Linked DNA regions of Homo sapiens: region 1 is linked to region 2. A link is a contact called in ENCODE Hi-C or POLR2A ChIA-PET data. All regions are on one chromosome and are shown on one strand. The core of a region is the stretch at or near the end of the contact, and the rest is flanking DNA. Distances in the headings are between cores, read along the strand shown. Region 1 overlaps EFCC1 (EF-hand and coiled-coil domain containing 1). Region 2 overlaps RAB7A (RAB7A, member RAS oncogene family).

What was found. A loop is a pair of places that touch in the nucleus more often than their neighbours do. ChIA-PET counts read pairs that join two places held with the same protein, here RNA polymerase II (POLR2A). Pooled maps may share reads with other maps.
Region 1: a loop to region 2 is called in a pooled map, with 3 times the contacts of the local background. The contact joins two enhancer-like sites. A Hi-C loop is called at or near these places in 6 of 50 pooled maps. POLR2A ChIA-PET finds 5 or more read pairs at or near these places in 2 of 52 experiments (Panc1 and T-cell).

What each region holds. Positions count from the first base shown.
Region 1 is chr3:129,015,754-129,022,053 of GRCh38, forward strand. All of the region lies in intron 2 of EFCC1 (EF-hand and coiled-coil domain containing 1), which reads left to right. It also overlaps a transcript of CFAP92 not described here. Among named protein-coding and RNA genes, the nearest start is that of EFCC1, 18 kb to the left of the region's middle. RefSeq lists enhancers at 173-680, 394-503, 524-573, 1,251-1,752 and a silencer at 1,354-1,513. Within about 2 kb of position 1,503, at least 23 of the 41 ENCODE cell types and tissues checked have a DNase peak (open chromatin) inside an H3K27ac peak, as active enhancers do.
Region 2 is chr3:128,799,302-128,805,596 of GRCh38, forward strand. All of the region lies in intron 3 of RAB7A (RAB7A, member RAS oncogene family), which reads left to right. Among named protein-coding and RNA genes, the nearest start is that of MIR12124, 44 kb to the right of the region's middle. RefSeq lists an enhancer at 5,103-5,222. Within about 2 kb of position 4,995, at least 14 of the 41 ENCODE cell types and tissues checked have a DNase peak (open chromatin) inside an H3K27ac peak, as active enhancers do.

The sequences.
Region 1 (6,300 bases), core at 253-2,752, 210 kb after region 2:
TCCGCCCTTCCTCTGCTGCATCCCGCCCCCCTACCCCAAGCTGTTCTTCCTGCTGTTGTTCTCTTGTTTTCACATGTTGCTCTCTGTTTCCTGTAAGGCTGCTTCACTCAGGAAACGCCATGCAGCAAAGGAAGCCGCTGTGTGCGAACCTCCAGGACCTCCCAGAGTAGGTGCTGCAGCGTGGCCGTGGCCTGATGGCCCAAAGTAGCCTGGCTGGGTTCTGAGGGACCTGTCAGCTCTGCAGCTTCCTGAGACTTGCTGAGTCACTGAGCGGCTCAGAGCATAGGAAGCAGAGAGAAAAAGACAGCAGTGACATTTTTCATCTATTCCAGAATAAACTGAGCCCAGGCGGTGTAATGGGCTTTTGATGCGTCCCCCTGGCTTTGATGTGATGCCTTGACCGCTCCCTTGGTTACAGCAAGTTAACCGGTCAAACACTAAGCTACAGTTGCTGTACAGGTATTCTGCATATGGATTAAAGTCTGTCATCAGTTGACTTTAGGTAAGGGACATTATCCTGGCTGGTCTGGGTGGGCTTCAAGAGCCAAACAGGCTTCTGTGTGAAAGAGAAGTTCCACCTGTGGACAGAAGGGTGTGGAATCCATCTACAGCCAGGCCTACAAGCTGTAGCTCTTTCTGAAGGACTTTATGACAAGGAAGTGGGCTGTGTGATTGTGGGGGCTGGCTAAGCAAGCCTGAAGTCCACAAAAGGGAAGCTGGCAGGCAGGTGGAGCTCATGGGCACGCCCGTGTCTAGAGCCTCTGGGGAAGCCCATAAGCCGTGCCCGTGAGCTCCACCTGCCTGCCAGCTTCCCTTCTGTGGATTCCAGACTCATTTAGCCAGCCCCCGTGATCACACAGGCCACCTGCTTGTCATAAAGCCCTGGAGACAGAGCTACAGCTGCAGGCATGGCTGTAGATGGATTCCACACACTGGCCCCACTTCTCTGGTCAAACCCTGACTCGTACAGGGCCTGAGGCAGGAGGGGGCGGAACTGATTAAGGAACAAAAGCTAACATTTTTGAGCACTCACTGGGTGTTAGGCACTGCACTAAGGACTTTATCTGTACAACCTTATTGCACTCCCAAGCAGTGCTGTGAGTGGTTTATCAGTGATGATGCTTTATGCTGCAAGAACATAAAACCCAACTCAGAATGGCTTAAACCACAAGGACATTTATTATCTCATGTGAGAAGTCCAGGGGAGAGCAGTTCCTTGGCAGTTCAGTAAAGTTTTCAAGGACCTGATTCATCTTCCACTCTGTTTTCCTCAGCTTGTCATTTTGGCCTGTCAGCAAGGACCCCTCATGGTTGCAAGAGAGCTGCCATGGCCTCAGGCATCACTGCCATATCCACGGGTCCTCCTGGCAGACTTCCCCTCACCTCTCTTTGGCCAGAATTGCATCACATGCCTGTTTCTAAACCAATCTGAAGGAAGCTTCATGATTGAGGCTTCGTGAAGGCGGCTTCATGATTGGCTCAGGCCAGTCAAGTCTCTCTGGGAGCACAAGGCCACAGTCGGGGTTGAGCTGACAGCAGATGGGGTGTGGTTGTTTGGATGGCTGAATTTGGTTTCTATCACAACCATAGCCGATCACCACACTCTTAGTGACTTGAAACAACACCCACCTGTGACCTCATAATTCCGTAGGCCGGAAGTCCAGGCGGGCGTGGCGGGCTTCTCTGCACAAGCTCGCACAAGGCCGAAAGCAAGGCACCCTTGGCCGGGTCTGGACCCCCTGGGAAAGCCCGTTCCAGTGTTGGCAGAATCCAGCTCCTTTTGGCCGTGGGACCGAGGCCCTATTTCCTTGCCGGCTGTCAGCTGGGGTTGCTCTCTGCATTCCTTCACCCACATTGCTTTCATCTTCCAGCCAGCAACGACCTGCCCCATGTCCTTCTCACACTTCACATCTCTCTCACAGCCTCTTCTACACCAGCCCAGAAAGCTATCTGCATTTCAAGGGACTTGTGTGATTAGACAGGGATAATCCCGTCTTCTGGTCAGCTGTGCCACAGAACATCATGCCATCTCTGAGTGACAGGCTCACTTCACTCACAGGCTTTGAGAATTAGGGTGTGGAACTTGGGGGCCCATTCCTAGACATTCTGCCCACCCCCGTGAGGCAGACATTTCACTGGAAAGAAAGTTAACCTCAGAGAAGTGAAGTGAGTTCCTCAAGGCTGTACCAGCCAGGAAGTTATGGCTGCAAACAACAGAAATCAATGCTGCTCATTGAAGCAAGAAAATAACAGCCCTCCCTCCTGGCTACCATATAGTATGCAGTCCTGGCCATACAAGAGGGTCCCTGTGCCCCTCAGGGTGGTCTTTTTATCCCCAGCCAGATGCTTGGTTTCAATTATTCTATAACCTAATAGGATTAGTTATCTTAGGAAATCCAGAGGTGCTGGCTGGCCTTGGGAGTAAAGATGAGACCTCAGTTCTCCAGGCTCATTAAACATGTTTGCCTCCATAGGGAGACAAATTGTCTCCATAGGGAGCAGAAGTCATCAGTTAAATCCGGGGTTAGCAAACTACAGCCTGTGGGCCAGTCCAGCTCCACCCTTATTTTTATACAATCCACAAACTAAGAATAGTTTTTACATTTTTAAATGGCTAGGAAAAAACTAAAAAAGGGATATTTCATGACATATGAAAATTTCATAAAATTCAAATTTTAGTGTCGATGAATAAAGTTTTATTGGAACACAGCCATGTCCACTTGTTTACATATTTTCTGGGACTGCTCCTGTGCAGAGTGGAGTAGCTCTGACAACAACCTCATGGGCTTCAAAGCCTGAAGTATTTACTCTCTGGCCCTTTATGGCATAAGTATGCCAGCCCTGAGTCAAATGACAATGTGCTGGTCATTGGTGACCAGCAATTCCAACCTTGGGATTCCTCATGTATTCTGAGCAGGGGACTGGGCAGGGGCAGGGATGGACTCTCTCACCTCTTGTTCCCACACGCCTTCCTGCCCTTCAGGCAGTCCCTCCCCGGTGATTTCTCTGTATCTTCTTGTTGGGATGTGTTCTTGCGAAGTGAGTCTTTCGGGTCTGTTTGCACCCCATTGGCGGCGTTGTGGCACATGTCTCACTGTGCCTCTGACTCCCCACTCGGCGCTGGAGTTCCCACCCCAAATGTTGTTCTGCGAGTGCATCTTCTGGCTGCTTTTCCCCTCTGCAAACTCCTCCATCCACTCCCAGGGGTGGACACTAGGCTGCCTCCAACTGCCTGCCACTCCAGATGACACCAAGTGCGTGTCCTCCCCCACACCACCGTGCAGCAGCCTGCTGTGAGAACTGTCCCAGGAGAGGGGTTGCTGGGTCTTGTGGAGACACATAAATGATTTGACCAAGTGATGCCAGCTGGCCCCAGTGTGTTCTTTGATGTAATCAGGTTCACCAAATTCTTTTGGCTTTATGATTTTTGCCTTTGAATTCTTGAGTGGTCCTCCGTTCCTAGGTCACAAGGGTATTCTGCTGGATATTCTTTTGTTTTAATTGTATCTTTTAGGTGTTCAGTCCACCTGGAGTCTACCCTTTTGGGTGATGAAGACAGGGACCCAGCTTTAAGTTTGTCCTGGGTAGGTTTAGGTTTAGCGAGGGCTGGCTACCTTCACTCACATGGGATTTAGAAGCCCAGTCAGTCCACTCATCAGTGTTTGTCTTAGTGGTTTGCTCATCAGTCCAATAATTCCTTTGAGGATGTGAGACCGCAGCAGGACCCTCACTTGTATATATTTTGTGTTTATATAAACAGTCACATTCTAGATTCATATAATTGTAGTACAAACAAGAGAGAACTACAGTTCTGGGAAAAATGACTGTAAACTATTTAACTTTTAATATAAGTTGTAGATCAGCACTGTCCAACTGGACTTTATGAGATGATGGAAACGCTTTCTGGCTGCACTGGTAGCTGTGAGCCACAGGTAGCTACTGAGCACTTGATGTAGCTAGCATAACTGAGGAACTGAATTCTTAGTTTTATTTAACTTTGATTAAATTTACTTTTTTTTTTTTTTTTTTTTTGAGACTGAGTTTCGCTCTTGTTGCCCAGGCTGGAGTGCAATGGTATGATCTCAGCTCACTGCAACCTCCACCTCCCAGATTCAAGCGATTCTCCTGCCTCAGCCTCCCAAGTAGCTGGGACTATAGGTACCCACCACCACGCCCGGCTAATTTTTGTATTTTTAGTAGAGACAGGTTTTCACCATGTTGGCCAGGCTGGTCTCGAACTCCTGACCTCAGGTGATCCACCTACCTCAGCCTCCCAAAGTGCTGGGATTACAGGTATGAGCCATCGCAACCAGCCTGATTAAATTTAAATAGCTACATGTGACTGTGGTTACCATATTGGACGATGCAGGCCAGATTAAAACACTAGGACAGCACTGCAGAAATTTATGCATTTATTTGAGGTTTTAGGGGGTAAAATGAGAAACAGAAAAGGAAAGATGAACAAGCAGGAAGCTGTAAACAGAGTGTGGGAGTTAATATTTGTTAAGTGCCTACTCTGTGCCAGGCACATACATCCCTAATTTAGCCCTGACTTGCACCCTATGAGCTTGGGTGACTTACTCCCATTTAAAAGATTGGGAAGGCTGGACAGATGGCCCACACCTGTAATCCCAGCATTTTGGGAGGCCGAGATGGGTGAATCACTTGAGCCCAGGAGTTCAAGATCAACCTGGGCAACATAGTGAGACTCCATCTCTACAAAAAATACAAAAATTGGCTGAGCATGGTGGCCTGCACCTGTGGTCCCAGCTACTGAGGAGGCTGAGGTGGGAGGATCACTTGAGCCTGGGAGGTTGAGGCTGCAGTGAGCTGAGATCACGCCACTGCATTCCAGCCTGGGCAACAGAGTAACACCCTGTCTCAATAAATAAATAATAAAATGATGGGAAAGTTGAGTCTCAAAGAGGTGAAAGACTTGGTAAGGCACGCTTATTGGAGTGGCTGGCCCAGGATTAAACAGACACAGGCCAGATGCCCTTCTCAAAAGGCTCTGTGAGCCCAGAGGCTCCAGGGGAGGGAGCCAGGAAGGTTACAGGCTGGCTGGGCACTTGCAGACGGGAACCCTGGACACCACCCTTCTGAAGGCTGGGGCATGGTCCAGTGTGCTGACCTGGCAGCCTCCAAGTCCAAACCCACAGGGGTGGGCACCTCGTAGTCCCAGGGTGAGGCTGCCGTGGCCAGTGGGATGTAAGGCCTCATGAGAGCTGGGAGGGGTCTGGAACAGGGCATCTCCTTGGGAGCAGTATCTCCCCCAGGACTTTCTGGAAATTCGTGGGGAGGAGGGTTTGCCTCAGTGACTGGAAGGGTGGTGCTCCTGACACATGAGGGGCCCTGCCAGGGAAACAAGGCTCTGGGCAGATCCTGTATGACCAAGCATCACCCCAAACCCCACATGAGCTCCATGTGTCCTGCTGGACATTTATGCTGCGCAAACCTCACTTTCGTCATGATGATCTGAGACTGGAGCCCACCTCTGTCTTATATATAAACACAGGGTTTTCCACAAGGTTTTAATATACAAAGGGTTTTCCAAGAATCCGATGCTGTGTGAGTTGAGGGAAGGTCACACTTTGTTTTGTTTGGCATTTTCCAAGAGTTGCTCATCATTTCAGAGGCACATCAAAGACAGTGACAAAACTCATGGTGCTTAAGCTGCTGGCAGGGAATGCCTGGCCTGTAGTCCCAGCTACTGGGGAGGCTCAGGCAGGAGAATCGCTTGAACCCGGGAGGCGGAGGTTGTGGTGAGACTAGATCATGCCATTGCACTCCAGCCTGGGCAACAAGATTGAAACTCCGTCTCAAAAAACAAACAAACAAACAAAAAACACTGGCAGTCCTTATGCTTGTACTGTGAGTCTGCGCGGGTATCTGTCTATTTATCAATCCATCTATCAATCTGGATATTTTAAAATGCCAAATATAGGGAAAGATTATCAACAACATTCAGTTGAATGTTACCTTGCCCCTCTTAAATTCAAATGTATCCATCACAGACAGGTTAAAGTATCTGAAAATTTCATTGTTTGTGAGTATTTACATATTGAAATGTATATCATAAAACTCCTTTCCTTTTCTTTCTCTTTTAAATTACCATTAGGGCATCACATTAATTTTTTTTTGAAGTACATCTGAAAATAGGGCATATTACGTATTCAGCTCATTTTGGAATAGCACAGGGCCATTGTAGAAAGAGGGCGTCAGTGTGTTAGGGTTGGGGTCCTCTGCTGTGAGGGGCAGAGGTGGCCGGGGCAGGCGCAGAGCTCTGCTCTCACAGCACCC
Region 2 (6,295 bases), core at 3,745-6,244:
CTTGTGTTGGTGGATATGTCTCTGCTTCCAGCAGGGCCTGTATACCCACCTGAAGTCTCCAACTTTTAGCTCAGATCTTTGGAAACTTCTATCTCCATGGCAGTTGTTCTTTCCTATGTGCTTCTAGAGGCAAATACAATTCTAATCCCATTATAGTCCTAGAAAGTACCTGGCAAATAGTGGGGGCTTGCTGAAATGTGTGAATGATGTAGGTTAAAGGTAGAAATTTGTGCACGTGTTGACCTCGAGCCATGGCATGCTCCTAGAGGATCAGGACTCTTAATTGACTCACACTTCTAGGACAGAGCTGGTATGAATCTCTCATCCTCACCTCACCTACACACATACACCTAGAGATCTTCAAAATGTAACTACAGTTTAAGCAAGTCAAGCTTGAGAGTAGAACTGGAAAACCTTGGCCCAAGAAATTGGCAAAGCTTGTGTCTGCAGTTGTTGGAGATTCTCAGTCCCACTCTCCACATGTACAGAAATCTTTGTCTCAAAGGATTTAACATAAATCCCTGTCATTCCTGGCAAAAACAAGGGTAAGACCACTCTGTAGGGACATTTAGTACCGCAGGAGAGAAGATGAGTTCATAACCACATGAGGAAATAATGTACCACAAGAGATGTTCACAATGACTAGAGATGTTCTAAAAAGAAATAGAAACCATAATGGAAAGGGATACTATAAAAAAATGAGGATATGGAAAACTTAGAACTTCAAGAAGTGAAAACATAGTATTGAAATAAGCTAAAGGAACAGTTAAACTGTAGATTAAATGGAGCTGAAAAAAGCAGTAAGCCGTAAGAGCTGAGCAAATTTTCTAAAAGAAGACTTAAAATTGTAGAAGACCGAAAAGCAAAATCTTAAGAGCAACTATAGAAAAAAAAGACATGACTTATAAAGGAACAACAGACTGACAAATTCTCAACAGAAGGCAGAAGGGAGTAGAATTACTTCAGGGAGCTGGGGTAAAGGCCCATCTGAAGATTCTCCATGTGTCACAGCAAGACTCAGACTGCCTTTTGCTGAGGGAAAATAGAACTTCTCCAGCTGAGCTGTGGTTTTGGTAGCCATGTGGGCCAGCGAATTCAGAAATCAGAGTTCGGCCCCTGCTGGGTCGGGGGTTGTCATAACAGTCCCGTCTGTACTACTAAGCTGGGACCTTGGGGCGCTGCACTCTTGAAGTAAACCCCATCAGGAGATCCACAGCGCACTGTGGGCTTCTCAAGAAGCCCAAATTCCAGGAAGGATAAATAAAAAGAATTCTGTGTAAGTCATAATGAAACTAAAAAAGAAAAAGGCTTAAAAATAGACTGAGGAAAACCTGACAAGCACAGCACTGAGGCTGTCAGGTGACTCTTGGCAGTAGCAGCAGAGCCCAGCAGGCAGTGGGGTATGTTGGGAAAGAGACGGGCAGCACAGTGTTCTGTCTCTGCTGAAATAACCCTCCTGAATGAAAGAGTACATCTTTAAGGGCTAGTGGCAGAAGTTCTAAAGGATAACTCCAGGCAGAAAGTGATTTCATGTAGATGAGGAAAGAGTGGAAAAAGATAACAAGTTCCCAAGAGATTGAAGCAAAAGGATGACCCTTGTGCTCTTGCAGCCAGCTTCAGATACTAGAAGTAAATGAAAATCATTGTCTCTGCACAAAGGCGTCATTATCCTGATCTTGAGGAATCCTCATGTGTTTTTCGAGGGCTTTTAGCAGCTTGCAGTAAAACATAATCAAAATAAAACAAGGCACCACAAGAAAGAACCAGTGGAAACTTCCCTGGTAATTCCAGAGTGTTTTTTGTATTTAAAGAAATAAGGAGGATACAGAGTTTCAGTTATATGAGATGAATAAATCCTAGAGATGTGTACAGCATAGTGCCTGTAGTTAACAATACTGTATTGTACACTTAAAAATTTGCATGCTGGATGCGGTGGCTCATGCCTGTAATCCTAGTGCTTTGGGAGGCCAAGAGAGGAGTTTGAGACTAGCCTGGGCAAAATAGCACATTTCATCTCTACAAAAAAATTTTTTGAAAGAATTTACTAAGAGGATCTTATTTTAAGTGTTCTTATCACAAAAAGTAATAATAAGAGGATGGGGGGAACCTTTTGATGAGTAGGTTTGTGGCCTACATTGTAGTGATGGTTTGTGTGCAGCCTTTGTATGTCAGCCATACCTCACTAAAGGGGCTTTGGTTAAAGATAAGATAATCGTTTATCTGCAGGGAAGAAACGAAACAGTTAACATTGATAGGGGGAGAAAATGAAGCACAATCAATGAAATTTGGAAATTCAGAGAATGCTGCTAAATCATAGCAGATTGGCCACACCAGAAAAGGGCTGGAAGAATGAAAGAAAAATGGCAGGAAATATGAAAGAAATAAGTGAAAGTGAGAAGGTTGGACCTACTTTTAATCAGTCTCAGAAGGTGTAAAGAGAGAATAATAGATCAAAGATGATATTTGCTGAGAATTTTCGAGAATTGGTGTGGCACCAATCCACTGACTCAAGAAGCCCAAATTCCAGGAAGGATAAATAAAAAGAATTCTGTGTAAGTCATAATGAAATTAAAAAAAAAAGACTTAAAAATAGACTGAGGAAAACCTGACAAGCACAGCACTGAGGCTGCCAGGTGACTCTTGGCAGTAGCAGCAGAGCCCAGCAGGCAGTGGGGTATGTTGAGAAAGAGATGGGCAGCACAGTGTTCTGTCTCTGCTGAAATAACCCTCCTGAATGAAAGAGTACATCTTTAAGGGCTAGTGGCAGAAGTTCTAAAGGATAACTCCAGGCAGAAAGTGATTTCATGAAGATAGGTCTGAAGGAAGAACACTTCAATAGTATACTTGTATCTATTTTTGGAATCGTGAGTATGTAACTTCCAAAGTAATATGAGGAAACAAAGATCAGAACTGTGTAATCTAATGTGTAGGGAAAGATTAGTGACTGCTGTGTTTCTTGTTTTTTAAAGTTCTCTATACTGTTCAGAAAGAATCTGAAATTGATTAGTATCTTAGATGGAATCAAATAGGCATGACAAATTTCCAGGGAACAGTTTATTGTGAGTTTGTGGTAGTTTAAACAGTGATATTAGTATAGTAATACACAGAGCACAGGAACAGAGGGCACAGGGTGCACCTCTCTGGTAATACATGGAGAGAAGGGTGTTGTAGGGTACATATTTTATTTTATTTTATTTATGTATGTATGTATTTATTTATTTATTTTTGAGATGGAGTCTCACTCTGTCGCCCAGGCTGGAGTGCAGTGGCGTGATCTTGGCTCACTGCAACCTCCGCCTCCTGGGTTCAAGCAATTCTGCCTCAGCCTCCCGAGTAGCTGGGACTACAGGTGTGTGCCACCACGCCCAGCTAATTTTTTGTATTCTTAGTAGAGATGGGGTTTCACCATGTTAGCCAGGATGGTCTTGATCTCTTGACCTCATGATCTGGCCGCCTCAGCCTCCCACGGCGCTGGGATTACAGGCGTGAGCTACCACACCCAGCCTATTTTTTATTTTTTTTGAGACAGGAGTCTCACTGTCGCCCAGGCTGGAGTGCAGTGGCCTGATCTCAGCTCACTGCAACCTCTGCCTCCCCGATTCAGGCAATTCTCCTGCCTCGGCCTCCCAAGTAGCTGGGATTACAGGCGCCTGCCACCACGCTTGGCTAATTTTTTGTATTTATTTTTAGTAGAAACGGGGTTTCACCATGTTGGCCAGGCTGGTCTCGAACTGCCGACCTCAGGTGATCCACCTACCTTGGCCTCCCAAAGTCCTGGGATTACAGGCATGAGCCACTGCGCTCAGCCAGTAGGGTAAATAAGTGGGACCAGGACAGGGCTTTACATTCTAGCTTGGGGGAACCAGAGGATTCAAGACCTGAAGGTGGAAAAAATACAAAGTGAAAACTTAAAAAATGAAAATAGTGAATACTTTTCACCTTTGGCATTTGAAAATACAGAAAGTACAAATCATAAAATGTTGAAGATTGATTAATAGATTACATTAAACATGTAAATAACAAGATTCCCAGACTAACAAGAACAAACCACACAAGCAGGTGACAAAGATGATAATGCCTAATAGTATCCAAGCAGTAGGTAACCTGGTGGATGCTAGAATATAGGGAGTGGAACAGCCTCTGGTTGATGGTAGGAGTGTAGTAATGAGTACAACCTTTTCAGTAGAAACTGCCACTCTGCTCCCCAGTGTTGAACATAGACATATGCAGCAATCCAGAGTTCTGAGTCTGAGTGTATGGCCTAGAGAAACTTATCTCTGGACATTATGAGAGAGTTGTAATGAGAGTTATCATTGCAGCCTTGCATGGGGAGTGAAAAACTGCAAATAACTCAAATGATCTGGGGAACTAAGTGAGTCTATTAAAGCAGTGGAATATTATATAACTGTTAACTTTTGGGAATGAAAAAAGACAAGTTGCAAAAAGCTGTACAGGATGATAATGTTTATGTAAGGCATCTCTTCAGGAGCATTTACTTGTGGTGAAGAAGGAAGAAAATGCAATGAGGGAAGGGTTAACTCTTGGAAAAAACGGATAAAAATAACAGTGTTAATTTTTGTCACATCAGAATATTGGGTAGACAGTTATAAGGGTATAATTTTAAATGGAGAAAACAAAACATTTTGAAACAAGCAGGCTGGCTGGTTTCCTGTTTTGATGTGGTCTAGAGAAAAAGAATAAAAGCCCCTTACTCAAGCTGTAGCTTACCTAACTTCCAAACAATCAGCAACAAAAAACCCCGAGAAACTGTTATCACAAGTTCCTGCTTCATGGGGCTAGGGACCTCCCTGGGCCCCCCCCCGCCCCCAGCATGTGCAGTTAGACTTCAACTTCAACTTATAGTTACCTTTTCCTCATTTTAATGCCAAAAGTCACACCCAGGATGGAGATTTAACCTGCTAGTGCTACACGCAATTTCTGAAGAAGCATGTTTAGCCACTGTGCATGCACTAGAAAAACCCCTCCTATATACATATCCTGACATCACCCCTCCCCACAGGAAAGCCCTTTAAAGTTAACTCCCACACTGCTTTCAGAGAACAGCTGCCCCTTTCCTTTTGCAGTGCTAGCTCACTATGCATAAGCTAATACACTTTCACTTTCTCTTTGCTATTGTGTCTGGTGATCTCTCTTGATTTCTATCATGGAAGATTCCAAGAACCCAGGTCGCTGTTAACAATTTCAATTAAAATATTAAAAAATTTAAAAATCACAGTCAGCCATAGGACTGTACTTGTTGATGTTTTGATAAATATGGCCTTTACTTTTGTAAATTCAAAGTTAAATTAATTTTGGTAACTTTCTAGGAACCCGTCAACTTGTTGACTTCTTTTTGATGTATTACTTTGCCTTCTCTGTGTATCTGAGTTCCAGATGATGAATTGGTTCCACCTAACAGTAACAGAGTTCTTATGTAATTTTGCTTGTAGGAGTCTATCTGAAAAAAGCCATTTGACATACAGAGAAAGCTCTCTATGCTAATGTTCATTGCTGAGTTGTTTATAATGATAGGAAATTGTCAGCAATATTTTCTTAAAAATAGGAATCGATGGTTCACTAAATCTGTTGGGCAGCAGTAAAGTCCAGTGAACCTGCTCTCCCATGTCACCCCATCTGCTGTTGCCAGAGTGCCCTAGTGCGTGACGGGGTAGAGGGGAGGAACTTGGGAGAATGTGGAGAGTATCACATGTGCAGTCTAGGAGTGCAGTCTAGGATTTCAGCTACAGAAAACCTCCGCGCATATGACTAGAACAAGACATGAACTCCTTCCTGTGTGGGAGGATGCCAAGTGTTCTTTTGTTTGTTTGTTTGTTTGTTTGTTTGAGAATGGGGTCACTTCTCCACTGACAGAGATGCATACATATTCCATGTAGAACATTGGAGAACCAGGAGAGCACAGGGATGAGTACCACCAGCAGTCCCGATCCTGTTTAGTCTACATGTGTGGACTTTGTTTATTGTATCTGGGCAAGGGAGCATTTAGTGCCCTAGCCTGCCGAGAGGCAGTGGAGTCATTAGAAATAAATTTGTCTTTTTTGCCCTTCATCCTTATATCTGAGTTGTTATCATGTTCGTCCGGCTCTGTTTGAGTGCCTGTTACGGATCTAGGGCAGTAAGTATACCCAGCCTTGCTCTTAAATCTAGCATGGCAGTGAATGAGGTGACCAGCTTAGAGCTGGGCGGTAGTACCTGGTTTAATCTTTACTCTGGTGTGTGTTCTCATTGTCTTTCTCTTGATCTCTTTTTGTCAAGAGTTTTTCATTTGTTTTGTTTT